Regions from separate parts of the Homo sapiens genome. Here region 2 is linked to region 1. Evidence: read pairs that join two places in POLR2A ChIA-PET (ENCODE). Cell type or tissue: HCT116. All regions are shown on one strand. Each heading gives the region's core, and the rest is flanking DNA. Links, peaks and the distances in the headings are about the cores only.

Region 1 (7,625 bases), core at 2,459-6,458:
GTCCCAGTTGCCTGGGAGGGTGAGGTGGAAGGGTCACTTGGGCCCAGGAGGTCAAGGCTACAGTGAGCCATAACTGTGCCACTGTACTCCAGCATGGGCAGCAGAGCAAGACCTTGAGTTAAAAAAAAAAAAAAAAGGAAATTAAAAAAACCCCTGCCGGACTGATCTGTAAGACTCCTAAACTGAAAAAATGATTCCGTAAATTACACCTTACCGAAGACATGTGGCAAATGCACGTCTTGCATTTCTATACACAAAATGTATTGGGAACCCTTTAAATGTGTGACCATCAGGTACAGCCCTTCTTATGGCATCTTGAAATTCTTCATTGCCTGCTGATATACTTGTTGTACGCTCAAATTCATAAGAAGCCAAAGCTGGTGATAAAAGGTAGGAGAGCTGGTCTTCCCAAACAGTAGTGAGGCCAAGATCCTATGAGCAATCAAGAGAAAAAGAAAAAGTGAAATACATTAATATTTTTAAAACCAACTAAATAAAAATGTTGATTATTTTAATGTATACCAAGAAAAGATTTTTAAAAGCTATCATAATATTTTAATAATAATAATTATAGGGATACATAGAAATAAAAATCAGATAAAAGGAACTATAGGTGATCAGATTTTACTTTTTAGAGAAACAACCAAAAAACATTCAAAACAATGTTCACAAAGTCTCCAAATCCTGTACTTCTCTAATATCTACTACAAAATACTATATGAAATAGTCCTAATATGGAGGACAGGTATAATTCTTATATTTTGAGATATTTTACTTAACTTTAAAGAGTTTAGGCCGGGTGCGGTGGCTCACGCCTGTAATCCCAGCAGTTTGGGAGGCTGAGGTGGGCGGATCATGAGGTCAGGAGATTGAGACCATCCTGGCTAACAAGGTGAAACCCTGTATCTACTAAAAATACAAAAAATGAGTTGGGCGTGGTGGCGGGTGCATGTAGTCCCAGCTACTTGGGAGGCTGAGGCAGGAGAATGGTATGAATCCGGGAGGCAGAGCTTGCAGTGAGCCGAGATCGTGCCACTGCACTCCAGCCTGGGCAACAGAGCGAGACTCTGTCTCAAAAAAAATAAATAAATAAAATAAATAAAAAAGAGTTTAGTAAGAATGAATCTGTTTACTAAAGACTGACTCTTCCTACCATAAACTCAACTACAGAGGTGAGAAAAGTCAACAAATTAATTCTATGTGATTAAACAAATATTTACTGAACATGTACTCTATAAAACTTATATACTGTAAGAGATAAAAAGATGAAGACATTTTATAGGCCCTTAGGGAGCTTAAAACATATTTCTATGGAATGTTAAAAACAACATGATTCCATTTATTTTTTATTTTTTTAAATTTTTTGAGACAGAGTCTTACTCTGTTGCCCAGGCTGGAATGCAGTGGCGCGATCTCGGCTCACTGCAACCTCTGCCTCCCAGGTTCAAGCGATTCTCCTGCCTCAGACTCCTGAGTAGCTGGGACTACAGACACCTGCCACCATGCCCGGCTAATTTTTGTATTTTTAGTAGAGACGGGCTTTCACCATGTTGGCCAGGCTGGTCTCAAACTCCTGACCTCAAGTGATCCACCCACCTCGGCCTCCCAAAGTGCTGGGATTACAGGCATAAGCCACCGTGCCCAGCCCATGATTCCATTTATAACACCAAAAGACCTATTGATATCTGGACACATGAAGTTAAAAATAATAATATTACAAATACAAAAAATTCTCAAAATTCTAGATATTTTGATTATCATAATGGATCTTTGGTATTTCCTCATTTTATATTCAAGGTTTTAACTCATCACAAATGGTCTCAAAGATCCACGATTAACAATGCTTTTCCTGCGGCAAAATGTGAACTTTTGCTGATTTACAGGCACCTTAACTTAAATAGTGATCAACACTGGCATCTATCACAGCTTTGTTTTCTTTTTCTGTAAACAGTAATTCCTTTTTTTTTTTTTTTTTTTTTTGAGACAGGGTCTTACTCTGTCACCCAGGCTGGAGTGCAGTGGCACAATCTCGGCTCACTGCAACCTCTGCCTCCCCGGCTCCTTTCACCTCAGCCTCCGAGTATCTGGGACTACAGGCATGCACCACCACACCCGGCTAATTTTTGTACTTTTTGTAGAGATAGGGTCTCACCACGTTGCCCAGGCTGGTCTTGAACTCCTGAGCTCAAGCAATCCACCCATCTCAGCCTCCCAAACTGCTGGGATTACAGGCGTGAGACACTGTGCCTGGCCAAAAGTAATTTTTATAAGATATTGCTTTTATTTGTAAGCAGAACCTAAGAAAAGAAAGCTAAAGCCAATACAAGTGATGGAAGGAAAGAAAAAGTAATAAGGGGCATTCATTTCCAGCAATATAATGGACCAGAGGTCCCCTGACCAACTTTTGCTGAAAACATATTACAAATGCCAGGTTTTCCAAAATGTATGTTTAAATGCTTTGATAAGTTGACAAGTGAATAAGAAATATTTAGAGGCCAAAGCTAAGAGTAACTGGGAACCCAGAGAACATGTTTGATAAATCAGTTTGCCTTTGATAGCCCCAAAGAACACAGAAAACAGGGCTCACCCAAGGTGAGGAGTGGAACAGGGAACCCTAAAAGGTGAATCAGAAATATTTTGTAGGCATTTTGGATTCTAGTCCTTTGTTGGTGATATGTGTTACAAACAACTTTTCCCACCCCACAGCTTCAATCTCTTAATGTCTTCTCTTGATGAGCTTAAGTCTTTAAGATACATTAATCTTTTCCTTTATGACTAATACTTTTTATGTCTTCTTAAAAGCACTTTACAAAGGAAATCTACATGCTATTTGACAAGAGGCTTGATCTGGCTGGGCGCAGTGGCTCACAACTGTAATCCCAGCACTTTGGGAGGCTGAGGCAGGTAGATCACTTCGAGATCAGCCTGGCCAACATGGTGAAACCCTATCTCTACAAAAAATACAAAAACTGGCAGCGTGGTAGCACATGTCTATAATCCCAGTTATTCAGGAGGCTGAGGCAGGAGAATTGCTTAAACCTGGGAGGTAGAGGTTGCAGTGAACCAAGATCACGCCACTGTGCCAAGATCACGCCACTGCGCTCCAGCCTGGGTGACAGAGCGAGAGATTCCATCTCAAAAAAAAAAAAAAAAAAAAAAAAAAGAGGTTTGATCTCAAAAGTAATCAGGGAAATGCAAATTAAAGCCAGACGTCTACCCAGTTGAGTACAACATGAAAACAAACAGAAACCAACCTGGGGAGAAAAATGAATATGAAAAAAGTATAACCCAGTATACATATTTTTTCTTTAAAAAATAATAGAGATGATGTTTCACCATATTCCCCAGGCTGGTCTTGAACTCCTGGGCTCAAGCGATCCACCCACCTCAGCCTCCCAAAGTGCTGGGGTTATAGGCATGAGCCATCAAGCCCAGCCTAACCCAGGATTTTTTAAGGGGCAAATATGTGAATAAGCATTTCACAAAGACAAAATCCAAATAGTGGTATTCAGCAAAAATCTTGACTCTAAGGGATGTGAACAAGTTCACCATTCTTCATTTCTAGGAGGAAGTAATTCATTCTATAAGTATTAATTAATTTGAAGATTTTTGAGTCTCAGAACTTGAACTCTCATGACTTTCAAAATTATAAGCTTCATAATAGTAGGGACTGTAGTTGTTTTGTTCAGGGCTAGAATAGTGACTGGCACTATCACACACACCAAAAAACAGTTAAATACATAAATGAAAAGAAGTATGAAACTACAACTATTTCAGTGTGAATTACCTTCCTGTGTTCTGACACCAGGAGCCTCAGCTGCATTTCAATTTCATTACTTGTTACTGACGCGTCAATTGTGGATGCACACAGAGGTGGAAAGGGAGGAAGGGATGTTGTAGCTCCAGGAGCACACACAGATTTAATTGCTTCCTCACTCATGGGTTTCCATTTGGATTCATCGTTCAAATCAAATACACAGGTTTCTACTGCATCAGAGGGTTGACAATTTCCCAGGAACATCTGATGGTTGAAAACACAACCAATTGTTCGATATGGGTACAGTGGTTTGGGCTGTTCAGCAACTGGAGGTTCATCAGGATTGGTAGGTTTATGGATGTACCTAAAAAAATTAAATAATTTTATATATGAGAACTTAAAAATTAAAAAGGCAGCATCTTACTGAGAAAATTATTCTAACACTTAAGGCCATAACTACTTCTCAGAACTACAGTTTAATACTTGTTTTTCTTTTTTATATTTCCACAATTTGATTACTCTGTATTAATTGTATGGTACGTCTTTACAATATTGAAACCAACTCTGTTAACAACAGAATACATTCTATGTATACTGTTAAGATCAAAGGCCGGATGCGGTAGTCCCAGCACTTTGGGAGGCCGAGGCAGGGGGATCACCTGAGGTCAAGAGTTCGAGACTAACCTGACCAACATGGTGAAACCCCGTCTCTGCTAAAAATACAAAAATTAGCTGGGCATGGGAGCACGTGCCTGTAGTCCCAGCTACTCGGGAGGCTAAGCCAGGAGAATTGCTTGAACCCGGGAGGCGGAGGCTGCAGTGAGCCGTCCAGCCTGAGCAACAAGGGCGAAACTCCATCTCCAAGAAAAAAAAATAAAAATAAAAAAAGTTTGCCTCAGATAACATAATTAAAATAATTTGGTTATGCATTTTTAGGCACAACTAACCAAAACATTATTAGGCATGATTATCAACCAGGGAGAAAGAGGACTCGGGAATGAAAAGAGGGCCCAGGGCTGGGCCTCTAGAACACACACATTTAAAGACAAGATGAAGGAAAAACTAAGAACAGCCAGAGAGGAATAATAAATATTGAAAGACAATGATAAAAAAGAAGCTAAGGAAAGAGAATGTTCCATGAAGAAAGAAGTGAGACAGCCAGGTGGAAAGGGGTCCCCAGAGAAACTCCAACCAGCCTGTGCACTGGGAGGAGTGCACACTGGGGAGAAGCCACAGAAGTTCGAGCAATTTGCAGTGGGGAGGAGCTTGGCCCCTCCTCTTCCTGAGTGGAAGCTGGAATTCAATCTGCGAGGCAGGAAGCACACTAGCAGGCAGGAAGCACACTAGCAGGCACGAAGCACACTAGCAGGCACTCTGGCTTTGTGGAGCGTCCGTTTCCCAGTGTTTTTCCTTTTTGTTCAATAAATTCCATTTTTCTCCCCCTTCAAATTGCCTGCGAGCCTAATTTTTCGTGGCCATGTGACAAGGACTCAGCTCTTAGCTGAACTAAGGAAGAAGTCCTACAACAGAAGTACTCAGCTGTTTCAAAATCTAATGACAGGCTAAAGTACTTTAAAAAATGTGTCCAGTGGATTTGCCAACGTGGAGATGGTAACCACATCAAATTTTAAAAAGAAATCATCATTTACAACTTGAACTTATTTTCAGACTTAGGTATGATCATCAGAAAAAAACATATGCCAGCCAGGTGTGGTGGCTCATGCCTATAATCTCAGCACTTTGGAAGGCCGTGGCAGGTAGACTGCTTGAGCCCAGGAGTTCAAGACCAGCCTAGACAACACAGCAAAAGCTCATCCCTACAAAAAAATTAGCTAGGCATGGCTGTGCACACCTGCAGTCCCAGCTACGCAAGAGGCTGAGGTAGGAGGACCACCAGAACCCAGGAGGGGGAGGCTGCAGTGGGCTGTGACTGTGCCACTGCACTCCAGCCTGAGCAACAGAATGAGACACTGCAAAAAAAAAAAAAGAGAAAACTGAAAAAAAAATATGCTAATCATACAAAACTAGTAAACATAATTTACTGTTTACCAACATCATGTTGGTAAAGAATATTTGAGGTAAAAGTTTTCTTAGAGTTCATTTACTTGGCTGCCATAATTGAAGTACTTTTTTACATAATCACTGAAAAGGCTCTAACTAAAATCATCAACACGTACCTTCAAGTACCATCAATATGGACAAAAAACCCTTATAATTTAAAATACTTATAACTTAAGCCGGACACAGTGGCTCACGCCTGTAATCCCAGCACTTTGGGAGGCTGAGGTAGGTGGATCACCTAAGGTCAGGAGTTCGAGACCAGCCTGGCTAACATGGTGAAAACTTGTCTCTACTAAAAATACAAAAATCAGCCAGGTGCGGTGGCACATGCCTGTAATCCCAGCTACTTGGGAGGCTGAGACAGGAGAATCGGCTTGAACCTGGGAGGTGGAGGTTGCAGTGAGCTGAGATTGTGCCAGTGCACTCCAGCCTGGGCGACAGAGCGAGACTCCATCTCAAAAAAAAAAAAAAAAAAAAACTTATAACTTCATTTTAATATCCTTATAAACTTAGTAAACTAACCTGTGTCCTGTTAAACTCTCCCAAAAAGTGATGGCCCCATCAGTTCCACAAGTCATAACCCATGCATGAGGTACTCCTTTTGCCTTGGTCCCAACACAAACAAAGGCTTCTAATCCATATCCAAGAAGAAGGCTGCACAGAAGGTTAGCGTGATCTTCACAGTCACCCTGGAAGATAAATTAAAATGAAGTATTCATTCTTCCATATTATTTCCTCATTACATACTTAAATACTAAATTATAATAAAAATTTATTGGCTGGGCACAGTGGCTCACGCCTGTAATCCCAACACTTTGGGAGGCCAAGGCGGGTGGATCACATGACGTCAGGAGTTCAAGACCAGCCTGGCCAACATAAGGAAACTCTGTCTCTACTAAAAATACAAAAATTAGCCGGGTGTGGTAGCACACACCATTAGTCCCAGCTACTCAGGAGGCGAGGCAAGAGAATCACGTGAACTTGGGAGGCGGAGGTTGCAGTGAGCTACAATCGCGCCACTGCATTCCAGCCTCAGCAACAGAGTAAGACTCTGTTTCCAAAAAAAAAAAAAAATGTTTATAAAGAACTCACACAACACAGAAAGAAAAGTAGAACATTTTTTTTTTTTTTTTTTTTTGAGACAGGGTCTTCCTCTGTCACCCAGGCTGGTGACATGATTCATAGCAGCCTTGACCTCCTGGGCTTAAGTGATTTCCCCATCTCAGCCTCCCAAGTAGCTGGGACTAAAGGTGTGCACCATGACACCTAGCTAATTTTAAAATTTTTTTTGTATAAACAGGGGTCTTACTGTGTTACCCAGGCTGCTCTTGAACTCCTGGGCTCAAGTGATCCTCCTGCCTCAGCCTCCCAAAGTGTTGGGATTACAGGCATGAGCTCCTGTGCCCAGCCTGGAATATTTTAATAGATTAATAGCTGAAGTACATGAACAAACAAGCAAACAAGTCATACAGCAAGAAATGCAAATAAATGGAAAACACTCAACCAATGACTGATAGTATCTATATGTGATAATTTCAAGAAAATACATACATAAGAAAAATGACTGGCAAGAACAACAACAAAATGCCAACAATGGTTATTACTGGGGAGGTTATATATAATTTTCCACTCTTTTTCCAGATTTTCTTTGGTTATATTACTTTCAATTTTAAAAAGTTATAAAGACCTATAAAAAAATAGAAAATATTAGCTGGGTATGGTGGTGTGTGCCTGTAATCCCAGCTACTCAGGAGGCTGAGGCAGGAGAATCGCTTGAACCTGGGAGGCAGAGATTGCAGTGAGCTGA
Region 2 (16,059 bases), core at 7,404-11,403, 130 kb before region 1:
AAAAACAGACACACCCCCATATCTGTATTTTCATATCAGACAGCCAGGCAATTCCCATCATCCAGGGCTTAATGTACCACAAGACCATCAGTAAGGTCTACATAATTATACGGGAAAAGTGGTCCACTAACTAACAGAGACCCAACAGCACAGATGAGCTTACTAGAATTAGCTTCTATTTGAAAATGATAGGACATATGTAAAAGTTTTGGTTGGGAACAGAAAGAGAACCACCGTTTATTGTATACTGATGACGGATCCAGTTTTTTAACAGCTACCATTTATTAAGCAATTATCATGCCAGCTACAATATCTGACATGTCGTATATACAACATAATACCATTTACTCTTCAATGTACTGCTGAATTATCCTCATTTTAATGGAAAAAGAAACTGAGGCTAAGAGGAGTCACATGACTTGTCTGTCCATAGTCACATGGTTACCAAGAGGGAGAAGGAGAAGTCAAACACAGTCAGTCCTTACTGGGTTCTGAAGCCAGGCTCATTCCAATACATGTCGAATTTTGTAACGTAGTAAAAAAAAAAAAAAGAATGTCAGGAAAACATATGGACCTCAGGGAAGCTGCCTCATCAGTAGATGGGGAGTGGAGGAAAGAGGGCAGAGGGCAATGTAAGGCCACAGGTGCTGCCTACAGCCCTAATGTCCTTTACCATACATAGTCCATAATCCCCACCCAACTACTTGTGGGTAAAAGGTGCAACTTAGTATCATGCAAAGCAATTCAGAAAAATCAAACACCATTTAATTTATCAGATTGGAAAGACATCCTATTAAGAGTCCCATACACAGGAATAATTTTATCTTTCTATAAAATAATTTTGTATCCACGTACAATCATTACATTTTAAAGTACTTCATTTGCACTAACAAGCTGTAAGTTCTCTTAATTTCTTACTAGTCAGTAAACTTGACACTAATACAATAACTAAAAATACGCATCTTATTTTAATAATTTCTATCAATTAAAGAATAAATGACATCTTTGTAGTTTGTAATAGCCTTAATAATGTGGCTTTCTGTTTTCACGTATAGTAACCATCTTACACAATCTAATAGATCACTAGCTTTTACAAAATACATTCTCAAGAAAATATCTCTAGTTTGAATAGGAAACCTTCTTCACAGTAGCAAAAAAAGCTAAAAGCTGCTTTATCCAGAAGCATTAAAAGCAGAAATCTCACAAGTTTATTACTCACAGAGCCACTAGTAAACAGAGAGTATATTTTGTGCTCAATTATTTTTATATTTAGAAAACATCTTGCAATACCGAATTGTCATTCAAGGTAATGAAAGACAACAACTGAGGCTTTACCTTATGTAACTTAACCCTAATCTTACATTCCAGTCACATAAAGAAATGGCATAAAGCCACTGGGTTTCAAAGTTTTCAACTGCTATCCACAGTAAGAAATAAATTTATATATATTCACATATTATACACAAACACATGCATATGTGCCTATTATACATACAAAAGCTTCACAAAACAAAACTTGCACATTCAATTGAATTCACAACCCATTCACTGGTTGTAAACTGCAACTTTAAAAACACTGGTGTAAAGGTAATAGCTAGGTCTAAAAAATGTTTTTTTAAATGCATATGACAATCTTACACATAAAAAATCTAAAGGAATACTACTAGAGTTCATAAGCAATTTCAGCAGTTGCAGAATACATGATTAACAAACAAAATCAGTTGTATTTCTACACATGGCCAGAGAACAATTGGATAATGAGGTCAAGAAAATCACTCCATTTACAATTGCATCAAAAATGCTAAGAAATAAATTTAACCAAGGAGGTGTAAGACTTATACACTGAAGAGTACAAAATATTGTAAAAGAAATTAAAGAAGACCTAAATAAACAGAAAGACATCTTGTACTCATACATTGGAAGACAATATAGTTAAGGCAACAACATTACCCAAAGTGATGAACAGATTGAATGCAATCCCTAACAAAATCCCAACAGCCTTTCTTTAAGAAATAGAAAGACTGATCCTAAAATTCATATGGAATTGCAAGGGGCCCCTTGCAACAACCCAATTTAGAGATCAGGAAACTGAGATTTAGACCACGTAAGTAATTTGCCCAAGGATACACAGCTAGTCAATGGCATAAATGGAACCGAAACCAGGTAGTCTCTCTGGAGCCCAAGTTCTTTTCCATTCTACTCTAAAATAAATGTAATTCCCTTTATATTAAAGGGAATAATGTTCTTAAAGTACTTAAAGCATAGAGCATGGTATACAGTAAGCATGCAACAAAATCATTTTTATAGTTCCAAAAAAAGAGACATCAGGGGTTAGGGGGACAAAATTAGGTTATATGACCTTGGACAAGTTATTTAACATTGCTGGGTTTCCATTTATCTCTAAAAAGAGAGGACTGGTTTATGTAACCTCTTATATAAATCTGTCTCTCCTCTTTGCTCTACATATAAACTTCTAAATTAAACTGAAATACTGAGGTTTTTGAGGGAGCAGTCTTGGATCTTTGGGTATCCTCTGCTTACTGTAGCTGCCCTTGTCTAGTCTAATGGCTTTAAATGCCACCTATAGGCTGGTAACTCCTCAACCCCTATTCCAGGCCAGCCCTTTATGTTAACCACTTATGGCTATGTACTTAGCATTTCCACTCAGAAGTCACAAAGACAGCTCAAACAACTCTGAGAGTCATCCTTTTTTCCCCCCTTAATATAGGGTCTTGCTATGTTGCCCAAGCTGGTCTTGAACTCTTGGGCTCAGGCAATGATCCTGCCTCAGCCTCCTGAATAGCTGGGATTACAGGTGTGTGGCACCATGCCCAGCTGAGAGTCATCCTTGATTATTCTTTATTCCCATACCACTCATATCCAATCCATCAGTAAGTCTTGTTGTTTCTACCTTCAAAATATACCACCTGACAGTTCTCTACTTTTCTCCATCTCCTCCACCATCATCATGGTCACAGCTACCATTTTCTTTCATTAGAGGACTCCTAACTTCCTCTCTCACTAGTCTACATGGTTCTTCTTCACCTGACAGGCAAAATCTTTTATAAATATAATTTGGATTATGTTCATCCCCTGCTTAAAAGCATCCAATCATTCATTCAAACAATATTCACCAAATGCCAACTACGTACCAGGCACTGTGGCAGAAAGAAACACAGTATTTGATATGGTTTGGCTGTGTCCCCACCCAAATCTCATCTTGAATTCCCATGTGTTGTGGGAGGGACCTGGTGGGAGGTAACTGAATCATGGGGGCAGGTCTTCCCCTTGCTGTTCTCATGACAGTGAGTAAGTCTCATGAGATCTGATGGTTTTATAAGGAGGAGTTTCCCTGCACAAGCTCTTTTTTGGCCTGCTGCCAGCGATGTAAGACATGACTTGCTCCTCCTTGACTTCCGCCATGATTGTGAGGCCTCCTTAGCCACGTGGAACTGTGAGTCCATTAAACCTATTTTTCTTCCCAGTTTTAGGTTATGTCTTTATCAGCAGTATGAAAAAGGACTAATACAGTATTGAACAAGTCAACATCCCGTTCCTCTCAAAAATAGTAATGGGTATCTCAGACCCTTAAACATACACATACACACACACGCACACACACACACACACACACACACACGTTGGGAATAACAGCTACTATTAAGAAAAATAGGCCAAGTGTGGTGGCTCACACCTGTAATCTCAGCACTTTGGGAGGCTGAGGTGGATCACCTGAGGTCAGGAGTTTGAGACCAGCCTGACCAACATAGTGAAACCCCGTCTCTACTAAAAATACAAAAATTAGCTGGACATGGTGGCGAGTGCACCAAGTGCCTCAGCTACTTGGGAGGCTGAGGCAGGAGAATTGCTTGAACCCGGGAGGTGGAGGCTGCAGTGAGCCGAGATCACGCCACTGCACTCCAGCCTGGGCAACAGAGAGAGACTCTGTCTTAAAAAAAAAAAAAAAAGAAAAGAAAGAAAAAGAAAAAGAAAGCAGATGAGAGGTAGAAAATGAGGCCAGTGGTGGGGAGGGGCAATAATGTGGAAAGAGTGGTCAGTAGGTGGCACCAGAGCAGAGAGATCAATGAAGATTGGAGTGAGCCATGCACAGACCTAAGGAAAGAGTGTCCCAGGCATGGGAGGGCCAGTGGCTCCCACTGAACTTAAAACCCAAACTCTTCAGTGTTCCTCAAGTCCTTCGTCATCTAGCTCACACCTACCTCTCAAATCCCATTTGTGGCTTTTCCTTCCACTTTGTTTTGGTAATCCTAGACTTGTTTCTTTAAAACACACCAATCTTTTTGCTGATTCCTCACTCCTCCAGGTGTTGATTTCAATGTCACCTGCTCAGAACGTCTTCCCTGTTTGTCCTTTCTAGATGAACTACCCCCCTCTAATTTCTCTGTTACTTTTTTTTTGAAATGGGGTTTCACTCTTGTTGCCCAGACTGGAGCGAAGTGTTGCGATCTTGGCTCACTGCAACCTCCGCCTCCCAGGTTCAAGCGATTCTCCTGCCTCAGCCTCCCAAGTAGCTGGGATTACAGGCTTGCACCACTATGCCCGGCTATTTTTTGTATTTTTAGTAGAGACGGAGTTTCACCATGTTGACCAGGCTGGTCTCAAACTCCTGATCTCAGGTGATCTGTCCACCTCGGCCTCTCAAAATGCTGGGATTACAGGCGTGAGCCACTGCACCTGGCCTCTCTGTTACTTTTTAATCACTGCATTCTGCATTTTCTTCTTAGCAATTGTTAGGATTTAAATTACAGTAGTTCCTCCTTATCCACAGTTTCACTTTCCATGGCTTCAGTTATCTATGGTCAACTGCATCCAAAGATATTAAATGGAAAATTCCAGAAATAAATAAATCCTAAGCTTTAAATTATATGCTGTGCTGAGTTGCATGGTGAAATCTCACACCATCCTGCACTGTCCTGCCTGGGGTGTGAATCACCCCTTTGTGCAGCATATTTGCTCTCAGCCTCAAGCGATCTACCTGCCTTGGCCTCCCAAAGTGCTGGGATTATAGGTGTGAGCCACCAAGCCTGGTCTGCATACCACAAACTTTGATAGGTCACGCATTTGTTATTATTCAGTTTATTTCCACTGTGATTTCTTCTTTGACTCTTGGGGCATTTAAAAGTAGTTTCTTAATTTCCAAGTATATGTGGAAATAATAAAATCTTTTTGTTATTCATATCTGGCTTAATTCCACCATGGTAACAGAACATTTCCTATGTAATTATAACCCTTTGAAATTTGTTAAGACTTGCTTTAAGGCCTGGAATACGGAGAAATTTTTAATTGTTCCATGTATACCTGAAAAGAATGTGTACTCTGCAGTGGGTGGGTGGCATGTCCTATTAAGTCAGGTTTGTTATTCTCATTATCCAAATATTCTATATTTGTACTGATACTAAGAGAGGTATTTTAAACCTCCCTCTATGGTTGTACATTTGTCTACTTCCCCTTTTAGTTGTATTTGTTTGAATGTTGTTCAATGCTACTGTTACAGGCTATGTTACTAGGTGCACATAAATTTATGAATGCTATTTCTCCTTAGTAAATTGAACTTTTTATCAGTAAGCATCCTTTTTTATCTCTAGTAATGCTTTTTGCCTTTAGGTCCATTTTATATTAAAATAATGTCTGTGATACTTTTCTTTTGGTTAGAATGTTATATTTTTCCATTCTTTTACTCAAGCTTTCTATGTCCTATTTATAGTGTCTACTCAGTAAACAATGTATGATTGGATTTTGTATTTTTAATGCAGTCTAAAAATCTGTGTCTTTTAAAAATTAGAGTATTTTAGGCTAGTACAATCCACAGAAATACAGTGTGAGCCATGTATGTAGTTTTAAATTTTCTAGTAGCCACATCAAAAAAAAATAAAAAGAAACAAGTGAAATTAACTTTGATAATATATTTTAGTTAACCCAATACAATAATATATATTATTGTAATACTTCAAATTATAGCCAATACAAAAATTATTAATGAGGCTTTTTTTTTTTCTTTTGAGATGGAGTCTCGCTCTGCTGCCCAGGCTGGAGTGCACTGGCATGATCTCGGCTCACTGCAACCTCTGCTTCCCGGGTTCAAGTGATTCTCCTGCCCCAGCCTCCCGAGTAGCTGGGATTACAGGCATGCAGCACCATGCCTGGCTAACTTTTTTGTCTTTTTAGTAGAGACGGGGTTTCACCATGGTAGTCAGGTCTCGAACTCCTGACCTCAAATGATCTGCCCACCTCAGCCTCCCAAAGTGCTGGGATTACAGGCATGAGCCACCGCACGCAGCCAACAAGGCATTTTACATTCTTTTTTTGGTACTAAGTGTTTGGAATCCAGTATAGATTTTGTACTTTCAGTCCACGTCAATTTAGACTAACCACATTTCAAGTGATTAATAGTCACATGTGGCTAGTAACTACTGTATTGAGCAGTATAAATTTAGACCATTTACATTTAATGTAATTACCAATATATTTCAGTATCAAATTACCATCTTCTATTTGTTTTCCCATCTGTTCTATATTCCTTTTCAATTCTTTCCATCTCTTCTTTTGGATTACCAGTAATTTTCTTAGCTCCACCTGCCCCCTTCCCTATTGGCCTGATATTTACAAATTCTTTTATTTATTTTTAGTGGCTTTTCTAATAAAGGTTAGGCTTTAGTGGCTTTCCTAATAAAGGTTAGCACTAATAAATTAGTGCTTTAACCTCTTCCCAATGCCAAGGTCTTAGAACACTAACTCCACGCTACTGTTATACATTTTAATTCTAAATATATTCTAAATCATGTAAGACATTATTATTTTTTGCTGTTAATATTCATTTAGATTTATTTTCATGTTTATTTTTCTTTTTTTGAGGTGGAGTCTTGCTCCATCGCCCAGGCTGGAGTGCAGGGGCACAATCTTGGCTTACTGCAACCTCCGCCTCCCAGGTTCAAGCCATTCTCCTGCCTTAGCCTCACAAGTAGCTGGGATTTCAGGCATGCACCACCATGCCCAGCTAATTTTTTGTATTTTTAGTAGAGATGGGGTTTCACTATGTTGGCCAGGCTGGTCGTGAACTCCTGACCTCAAATGATCCGCCCGTCTCGGCCTCCCAAAGTGCTGGGATTACAGGCGTGAGCCACCATGTCTGGCCCATGTTTATTTTTCTTTGCTCTTCAAATATTCTGCATCTCCTAGTTTCTACCAGACATGGACTGCCTTCTGCCTGATGTATACTCTTTGGTATTGCCTTTAGTCAAGGTCTGCTGGTGACAAATTTTCTGTGTTTGTCAGATAAGATATTTTACCTTTTCTTAAAGAAACAAAACAAAAAAAGATCTCACTGTGTCACCCAGGCTTGAGTGCAACGGCACCATTACTGCCCACTGCAGCCTCAACCTCCTGGGCTCAAGTGATCCACCATGCCTAGCTGATATTTTACCTTTATTGTTGAGACATTATACTGGATAAATAATTCTAGATTTAATGTTAGAACTTTGAAGATAGCATTCCACTCTGTCTTCTAACATTACTCTCCCCCTGACTTACTTTGTGAAACGGGTATTGGAATGCCTGCCCAATCTACCTCACAGTGTTACCCTAAGGCTCCAGTAATAGAAGGGGGATATAAAGGCACTTTTCAACTACAATGTACCATATTAAAACATAACAAATTATTAGATTACTTGAAATAAAAGACTATCCGGGACAAAAGTTACACATTAAAGAGCGTCTTGCTTGCTAAGAATTGAAAACAAATTGTTTCAAGTTCTTAAACATCCTATTATTTGTATTAATTAAACTTAGTTTCACATTTCTACTTCAAACAAGGAGAAAGCAGTTACAATTCTTCAGATAATTCTTGTCTTCTCTTCCAACAAAGTAAACAATGAGTCAATTTATGAATTGAGGTTTTTAACCTGCTAACCAAACCACAAACTCATATCTGCACTACACGATGAGGAATCATGGGTTTTATAATACTTTAAAATTTCCGTTTACTTGTAAAATGTTTCAGCAATTATTTTTCTTCTCATTCAGCTACATGGAACATTCAGAACAGTCACAGATGTGGAGAATTTTATGGGTCAGTTTTGATTAGCATGGAAACCAAGAAACAACAGGTGAGGTTGTGATATTCTCCAATAAAATTTCTAATAGAATTGGTAGTCTTCAGTTTTCCTTCAATCTATAAAACCTTAAAAAAATTTTTTTTCTTTCTTTCTTTTTTTTTTTCTTTTTTTGAGACAGAGTCTCACTCTGTCACCCAGGCTGGAGTGCAGTGGTGTGCTCTCAGCTCAATGCAACCTCCACCTCCTAGGTTCAAGAGATTCTCATGCCTCAGCCTCCTGACTAGCTGGGACTACAGGTATGTGCCACCACACCTGATTAATTTTGTATTTTTTTTTTTAGTAGAAACAGGGTTTCCCCATGTTGGCCAGCTAGTCTTGAACTCTTGGCCTCAAGTGATCCACCTGCCTCGGCCTCCCAAAATGCTGGGATTACAGGCATCAGCTATCGCGCCCAGTCGTTTTTTTTTTTTTCCTTTTAAATAGAGACGAGGTCTCACTATGTTGCCCAGGCTGGTCTCAAACTCCTGAGCTCAAGTGATCCTCCCACCTGGGTCTCCCAAAGTGGTGGGATTACAGGTGTGAGCCACCATGCCCAGCCAAAAACCTGTCCTCGTAAGCACCCTTTTAACTATTCATTTTTCATATAATGATAGCAATAAGTTAGGGAACCACAGTAGCTCAAATTAAAAAATAAAAGGTATCCATTCAAACTTCTAAATGTCCAATAATTTTTTTATAAGTTAAGATATTTAATGTCATTGAATAAGAATTTTAAAATTCCAATTACTCTCTGGATCTCATCTTCCAAACCTGTAGTTTAAGACAGCAATCTGGCTATGACATGTTACATTACTGGTGCCAGGGTTGATTTTATGGATCTAGTTGGTTAGGTGGGTGTTCCTTTCCTCTTTCACCACTCCTTATGTATACTTCCCCCAACACACACACCACCAAAATACTGTTAGCTCACTTTCAGATGTATGAGTGGTTTTGCTACTTAATGTAAAATGTTTTACTCTTCATTTTTTCAATCACTATTTATCAATGGTCTTCCACAGAACAAGCTGGTCATTTGTGGTCTGCAGAAAGTTTAATTGGCCTTTAAGTGTGTTTACATGTTTTTAAAAAATAAACCTTAACATCTAGAAAACATAACATAAATAAAACACATCAAATTTCTATTTGTTTGTGTATTTATATATATGTATTTTATGTGTAGAGCCTGCTGATTTAAAATGAGAAGCACTACACATCTTAAAAGAACTAAAGAATATATCTGAATTTCATAAGAATAATAACTTGTATAGTTCTTTCCAGAGTCCTTGAGAGTTGTACCATCTAAGGAGGCCTAAGGAACAGGGGCACTCAGCACACCTGAAAACTACCACTGTCACAGTGCTTCTATATTCCTGTCTCTGAAACACCTTTATGAAAAGTTGGAAAATAAGAGATACACCATTGACACTGCTTATAAAACCTAGTAAATATCATATATAAATAACTGAAAACAGAATGCTTTTATGGCTAATTTGACAGATCTGTTTGATGTTAATCTCTGTACATTTGGCATGGTAGAAATTATGACCTTCAAGTACATAGCAAAATTTAAAAGAGAAAAATTCAGTATAACCAACCAAACTTGCTTCATTACATATAAATACCACTAAGTAGGTCAAGAAAACCTAAAACAATCAGCTGTGACACTTGAGATGCAAAATCTTCATGTAAGTAAGTGGATCACAGTTGTTTTTTACTCTAGAAAAAGGAAATACAGAGGTCAACTGAAGATATAATGCCCAGTCAAGCTGATACATGACATGTAATGATAAGGGGTATATAATATCTAAAAGCGGTTTCTTGAGTTATGATTCAATCATAAATGTCCATGTTCAGGCTGCTGACAAATCTGGGAACTATTATTAAATGCCGAATCACCGTTCTTTATTATTATTATTATTATTGAGACGGAGTCTCGCTCTGTCACCCAGGCTGAAGTGCAGTGGCGTGATCTCAGCTCACTGCAAGCTCTGCCTCCCAGGTTCACGCCATTCTCCTGCCTCAGCCTCCCAAGTAGCTGGGACTACAGGTGCCCGCCACCACGCCCAGCTAATTTTTTGTATTTTTAGTAGAGACAGGGTTTGACCGTGTTAGCCAGGACGTTCTTGATCTCCTGACCTCGTGATCCGCCTGCCTCGGCCTCCCAAAGTGCTGGGATTACAGCCGTGAGCCATCGCGCCCAGCCTCGTTATTATTTTTAAATAAATGTAGATATGTGTCAACCATTCAATTTTTTAAAAAATAACAGCTTGGACACAGTGGCTCATTTCTGTAATCCCAGCACTCTGGGAGGCCAAGGCAGGAGAATCACTTGAGCCCAGGGGTTCAAAACCAGCCTGAGCAACATAGCAAGACCTCATCTCTGCAAAAAATTTAAAAATTAGCCAGGTGTGGTGGCATACACCTGTAGTCCCAGCTACTCATGAGGCAGAGGCTACAGTGAGCCATGATCACACCACTGCACTCTAGCCTGGGCGACAGAGTGAGACCATCTCTCCAGGGGGGGAAAAAAAAGAAGAAGAAATAACAACTCTTGAAAAAAACAAGTACTGCATAAAACGCTGCCTTACCTTCATGACATCTCTATATGACCGAATAGCTGAGATTTTTCTCTTTTCATCTTCATCTCCCAGGCCTTCTTCTGCAGCCTCATAGCCCTCATCATTGCTACCGTCAGCTTCCACCGTGTTGGCCATGTGATCGATAAGCTGCTCTAGGGGAGGGCTTAATTCCCTTTCTTCATTCTCCTTCAAACCATAGTCCAGTGCTTTATAAATAATAATTCCCAAAGATTCAATGACCTAGGAACATTTAAAAAAGTGGTTAATGGAGATGAATGAAGAGCTTTCTAGGACTAATTGTGAGGCATAAGATGTTTAGTATGATTTTTTCCCTCAAACCAACATACAACACATACACAAACCCTTTTTATATTCTCTTAGATTTATACTTTGTGTTAAAATTTGTATTTGCCATTCATATATAAAATATTAACCGAGTTGATTTTCCACATTTCCCAAAGGTATTTCTGAGAACAGATATAGTTATCAAAGAATATATCCTCTCAGAACTCTTATGCCAATGTTTATCTAATTAGAGATGCACAGACATCCCAAGTATCTGAAAGACTGAAAACTCACTTACGGGTAGCAATTAACTCAAGCCTAAACAACAACAAAAATCTATTCATATCCATGTATACACACTTCTCTAGTTCCATTCAATCACTGAAAACACATCTCTCTCAGACGATGCAAACAAATGAGAGACCTTTTGCAAACCCTGAATTTTCAAGGCAGCTCACAGATAACCCTCCCTACCACACACCTCCATCAATATTACTGCCGGGCAAATGAACCTCATTTATGAACAGTAGATACACCACTGTTGCATACCACCTCGACAACTGCTCCAGACTTTGGCCAATACAGGAAATCCCACTTTATTTCTCAATAGTGCCTTTCTGCTATATATTTAAAAAAGCACATATAAAACCTTTTAATTTTATTGTTCTCTCTCTCTCTGTGTCTCTCTCTCTCTCTCTAAAGAACACTGGCAGCCAGCGTGGTGGCTCATGCCTGTAATCCCAGCACTTTGGGAGGCTGAGGCGAGCAGATCACTTGAGGTCAGGAGTTCGAGATCAGCCTGGCCAACATGGCGAAACCCTGTCTCTACTAAAATTACAAAAATGAGCTGGGCGTGGTGGCGTGTGCCGGTAATCCCAGTTTCTTGGAAGGCTGAGGCAGGAGAATCGCTTGAACTGGGGAAGCGGAGCTGACATTGCGCCACTGCACTTCAGCAAAACTCTATCTCATAAAAACAAACAAACAAACAACAACAACAACAACAAACAGGCAATGAAGCCAAAGAATTAAAATTAAATCCTGACTTTTACCACTAGCCAGCTGCCTCAGGACAAATCATTTTAGTGATGACTTTTCTCATCCGTTAAATGGGGATGTCAATGATACCTCCATTTAATAAGATTCTGTTGAGACTATGCATTCACTATGCATGGAAGTACCTGGTACAATATCTGACTTATTACAGGGACTCAATAATGATCTCACTGCTCTCTCCTTCCTTTAGCCCATTCTTTTCCAATGTTTATCAGTTACTCCCAAAATAAATAAAATCTTTCATTTTCAGTATTTCATTTATAGCTGGTAATACCGCATTTTTAAAAAAGTGCATCACAAATAAAAAAGAAAGTCAGAAGTTTCTAACATGAGTTAAATACAAGAGAGTCATTGACTAGCTCTTAAAAGCCTCACTCAAAATTCTCTACAAAAATTCAAAAATTCTCTACAAAATCTGAAATCTACTTTACCAATGAAATAATATTTTCTCAACACTAGCATTCAAAATGAATATCATGCTTAAAAATTCTTAACTTCTAAGTTTTTAAACAATACTGTTTTAAAATATTTTTTACTGAAAACATGTAATATTTTCACTGGATTTACAGTCTGACCTGGCACTGTAGCCATTCTTTTCTTTCTTTTTTTTTTTTTTCTTCTTCTTTTGAGACAAGGTCTCACTCTGTCACCCGGGCTGGAGTGCAGTGGTACAATTACGGCTCACTGCAGCTTCAACCTCCTTGGGCTGAGATGATCCTCCCACCTTAGCCTCCCTAGTAGCTGGGAAAACAGGTACACACCACCAGGCCTGGCTAATTTTTTTTGGAATTTTTTAGAAACGGGGTTTCACCATGTTGTCCAAGCTGGACTCAAACTCCTGGACTTAAGCAATGGGCCTGCCTCGGCCTCTCAAAGTGCTAGGATTACAGGAATGAGCCACCACGCACTATTTTCTATTATAAAAATGAATTTAAACAATGGATCTTCTAAGTTCCAAGGCAATTGACTACTTTAGTTATCCCTCCTGGCAGTGTCCCAGGACAATCCCCACTTTGTCCACCAGCCTGTTCAGGAGAAGGTACCATTTCAGTGCTTCCCTGGCACAGGGTACACATTGCTCTCACAGCATGTACCATTCTCACCACAGGCAGGTGCTGCTTAGGGCAAGGATTTTAACTTTCAAAGACGGCAGAGCCTAACACTGTGGTGTGCATTAGAAAAAAACTTGTTAAACTGAACCTAGGGCAGTCACTTTAACTATCAGAGCGTCCCTACTAATATAATGAAAGCCTCAGAAATCAAAAAGTTAGATTACATTCAGTATATATATTTTTAAGGCTGAGAAGGTCTTGTTGCAATTATTCCCAGTGAGAAATCACAATTAACTGAGTTTTACATGATTGGATGACTCTAACCATCCATATAACCCTCCCCTTCTTTTTTTGTTTTGCTTTTTGTTTGTTTTTGTTATTGTTGTTTTTTTTTTTTTTTTTTTTTTTTTTTTTTGGAGACAGAGTCTTGCTCTGTCACCAGGCTGGAGTGTAGTGGCGCGATCTCGGCTCACTGCAATCTCCACCTCCCGGGTTCAAGGGATTCCCCTGCCTCAGCCTCTTGAGTAGCTGGGAGTACAGGTGTGCACCACCATGCCGGGGTACTTTTTGTATTTTAGTAGAGTCGGGGTTTCACCATGTTGGCCAGGACAGTCTCGATCTCCTGACCTCGTGATCCGCCTGCCTTGGCCTCCCGGAGTGCTGGGATTACAGCTGTGAGCTACCGTGCCCAATCAACCCTATCCTTCTTCCTAGGGAGGCGGGAAAAACCCTGTTATATAACCCTATCTCTCCCTCTAGAGCTGGGGGGAGAAAAATCACAAAACCATTGCAAATATCAACACCAGCGATGGCTTCCAACCATAGCAAAGACCCAAGAATCACTCAGCAAGCTTGCTCTTTTCTCTGCTCAATTACCTTGCCTACAGGAGCTGATCCATTCTTCTTCAAGAAGTCATTTTATATCATCTTTCTCTTTAATCCAACACTCTTTTCTGCCTCTCTAGGGCTCAGCTCCAAATAAAACAATCATTTTCCCACTTTCAAATGTACAAACTGATAGGAATCTCTACTTATTTTCCCTTTCTTCCTTTCACAGTGGAGGAGTAGGTCTTCTATTCCTGTTTAAAGGTCAGCCCCACTCTCCTAACCCCTCATACCCTCCAGTGCAATCCCATTTCTGTGCTCCCTTTACAAGCAAACCTCCCGAAAGGGCGGTAGCAATGCTGATGGTAGCAATGATGCCCTCATCTTTGCTATGAGGCTGCAGAAGGCCTGGAAGATGAAGATGAAAAGAGAAAAATCTCAGGTATTCGTTTGGATAGAGTCATGAAGGTAAGGCAGCAGTTTATGTAGTACTTGTTTTTCTCAAGAGTTGTTATTTCTTCTTTTTTTTCTAGAGAGACAGGATCTCACTCTGTCACCCAGGCTAGAGTGCAATGGTGTGATCGTGGCTCACTGCAGCCTCTGCCTCCTGAGTAGCTGGGACTACAGGTGCATGGTGACACCTGGCTAATTTTTAAATTTTCTGCAGAGATGAGGTCTTGCTATGTTGCGCAGGCTAGTTTTGAACCCCTGGGCTCGAGCAATCCTCCTGCCTTGGTCTCCCAAAGTGCTAGGATTACAGACATGAGCCACTATCTGTAATGCGCCCATCTCTCCCTTCCCTCCTTCCATTCACTGTTTAATTCATTCCCATCTAACGTCTTTCCTTCTGAAACCACTGAAACACAAATACTAAAATCACAAACAATCTCTATATATGAAGTTTAACCCATTCTCATCCTAAATGACTGCTTAATAGCATCCAACACAAGTGACTCACTTCTTCCGTTCTAAACACTCTGGATTCTAGATTTTCTCTCAGCAACTACTTCTCAATCTGTCTACAGATCCTTCCTCCTGCAACTGTTTAATTGATGGAGTTCCTCAGAGCTCATGCACTCTACTTTCTTCCAAAATCTCTTGCAAAGTGCTCTTATACATAGCCAATGCTATGAATACAATATGTATTCCGATATTTCCTTAACTTATATTACTAATCTACAGTTTGTCTCTGGGATGCAGGCAATATATCATATGGTCTACTTAATACTTCCATGTGAATAAGTAATAAGCACCTCAAACCATAATGTTTGTTTATTGTCTACTTTCTCCACTAAAATGTAAGGCCCATAATGCTTTGGATCTTGTCTATTTTGTTCACCATTGTGAACAAAATGCTGTATGTCATACAGCACTTGGTTCATAGCAGATGCTAAATAAATATCTCATAATTAAATTGGTAAGTTGTTTTATAACAGTAATACATCTACTTCTGAGTTCCTTTTTGTATATATAAAATAAAATATTTAGTAGAAATCTTTTCAAAAACTTATAGAATTGTATTCTTAAAAGTCTGGGTTGTGGCTGGGCGCGGTGGCTCACGCCTGTAATCCCAGCATTTTGGGAGGCCGAGGCGGGCAGATCACGAGGTCGGGAGATTGAGACCATCCTGGCTAACACGGAGAAACCCTGTGTCTACTAAAAATACAAAAACAAAATTAGCCGGGCGTGGTGACAGGTGCCTGTAGTCCCAGCTACTCAGGAGGCTGAGGCGGGAGAATGGCATGGCAGGAGGTAGAGCTTGCAGTGAGCCAACATCACGCCACTGCACTCCAGTCTGGGTGACAGAGCGAGACTCCGTCTCAGAAAAAAAAAAAAATATGGGGCGGGAGAGGGGTGGAGCAAGAGAGCTGAATAGACAGCTTTATTGATCATCAGCCCTGCAGGAACACCAAATTTAACAACTATCACAAAAACGGCACCTTCATAAGAACCAGAAATCAGTACCAGGTTTTAACTTCAGACCACCGAAAGAGGCACCAAAGAGGGTAGGAAAGACAGTCTTGAATTGCTGATGCCACCCCTCCTCCACCTCCTGGCAGTGGCCATGGGCCGCAGAGAGAATCTGTGTGCTTGGGAAAAGAAAAGCACAGCAATTGTGAGACTTTGCACCGAATTCAGTGCTGTCCTGTCACA

The links. Peaks named below come from ENCODE experiments on the same cell type or tissue, not always from the same donor. Only the 100,000 strongest peaks of a DNase experiment are listed, where the experiment ranks them.
Region 2: POLR2A ChIA-PET joins it to region 1 with 5 read pairs; 2 of 35 experiments call an interaction of 5 or more read pairs at or near these places.

Annotation. Positions count from the first base shown.
Region 1 is chr18:12,674,322-12,681,946 of GRCh38, forward strand. CEP76 (centrosomal protein 76) reads right to left here. Exons shown (of 12, transcript NM_024899.4): 9 at 6,341-6,507; 10 at 3,788-4,121; 11 at 215-432. It also overlaps a transcript of PSMG2 not described here. Among named protein-coding and RNA genes, the nearest start is that of SPIRE1, 20 kb to the left of the region's middle. In HCT116, for the core only: no CTCF peak of the experiment used is centred there; no DNase peak of the experiment used is centred there; H3K27ac peaks cover 578 bases.
Region 2 is chr18:12,535,975-12,552,033 of GRCh38, forward strand. It overlaps SPIRE1 (spire type actin nucleation factor 1), which reads right to left. Exons shown (of 17, transcript NM_001128626.2): 3 at 10,700-10,930. Among named protein-coding and RNA genes, the nearest start is that of SPIRE1, 110 kb to the right of the region's middle. RefSeq lists a silencer at 3,985-4,164. In HCT116, for the core only: no CTCF peak of the experiment used is centred there; no DNase peak of the experiment used is centred there.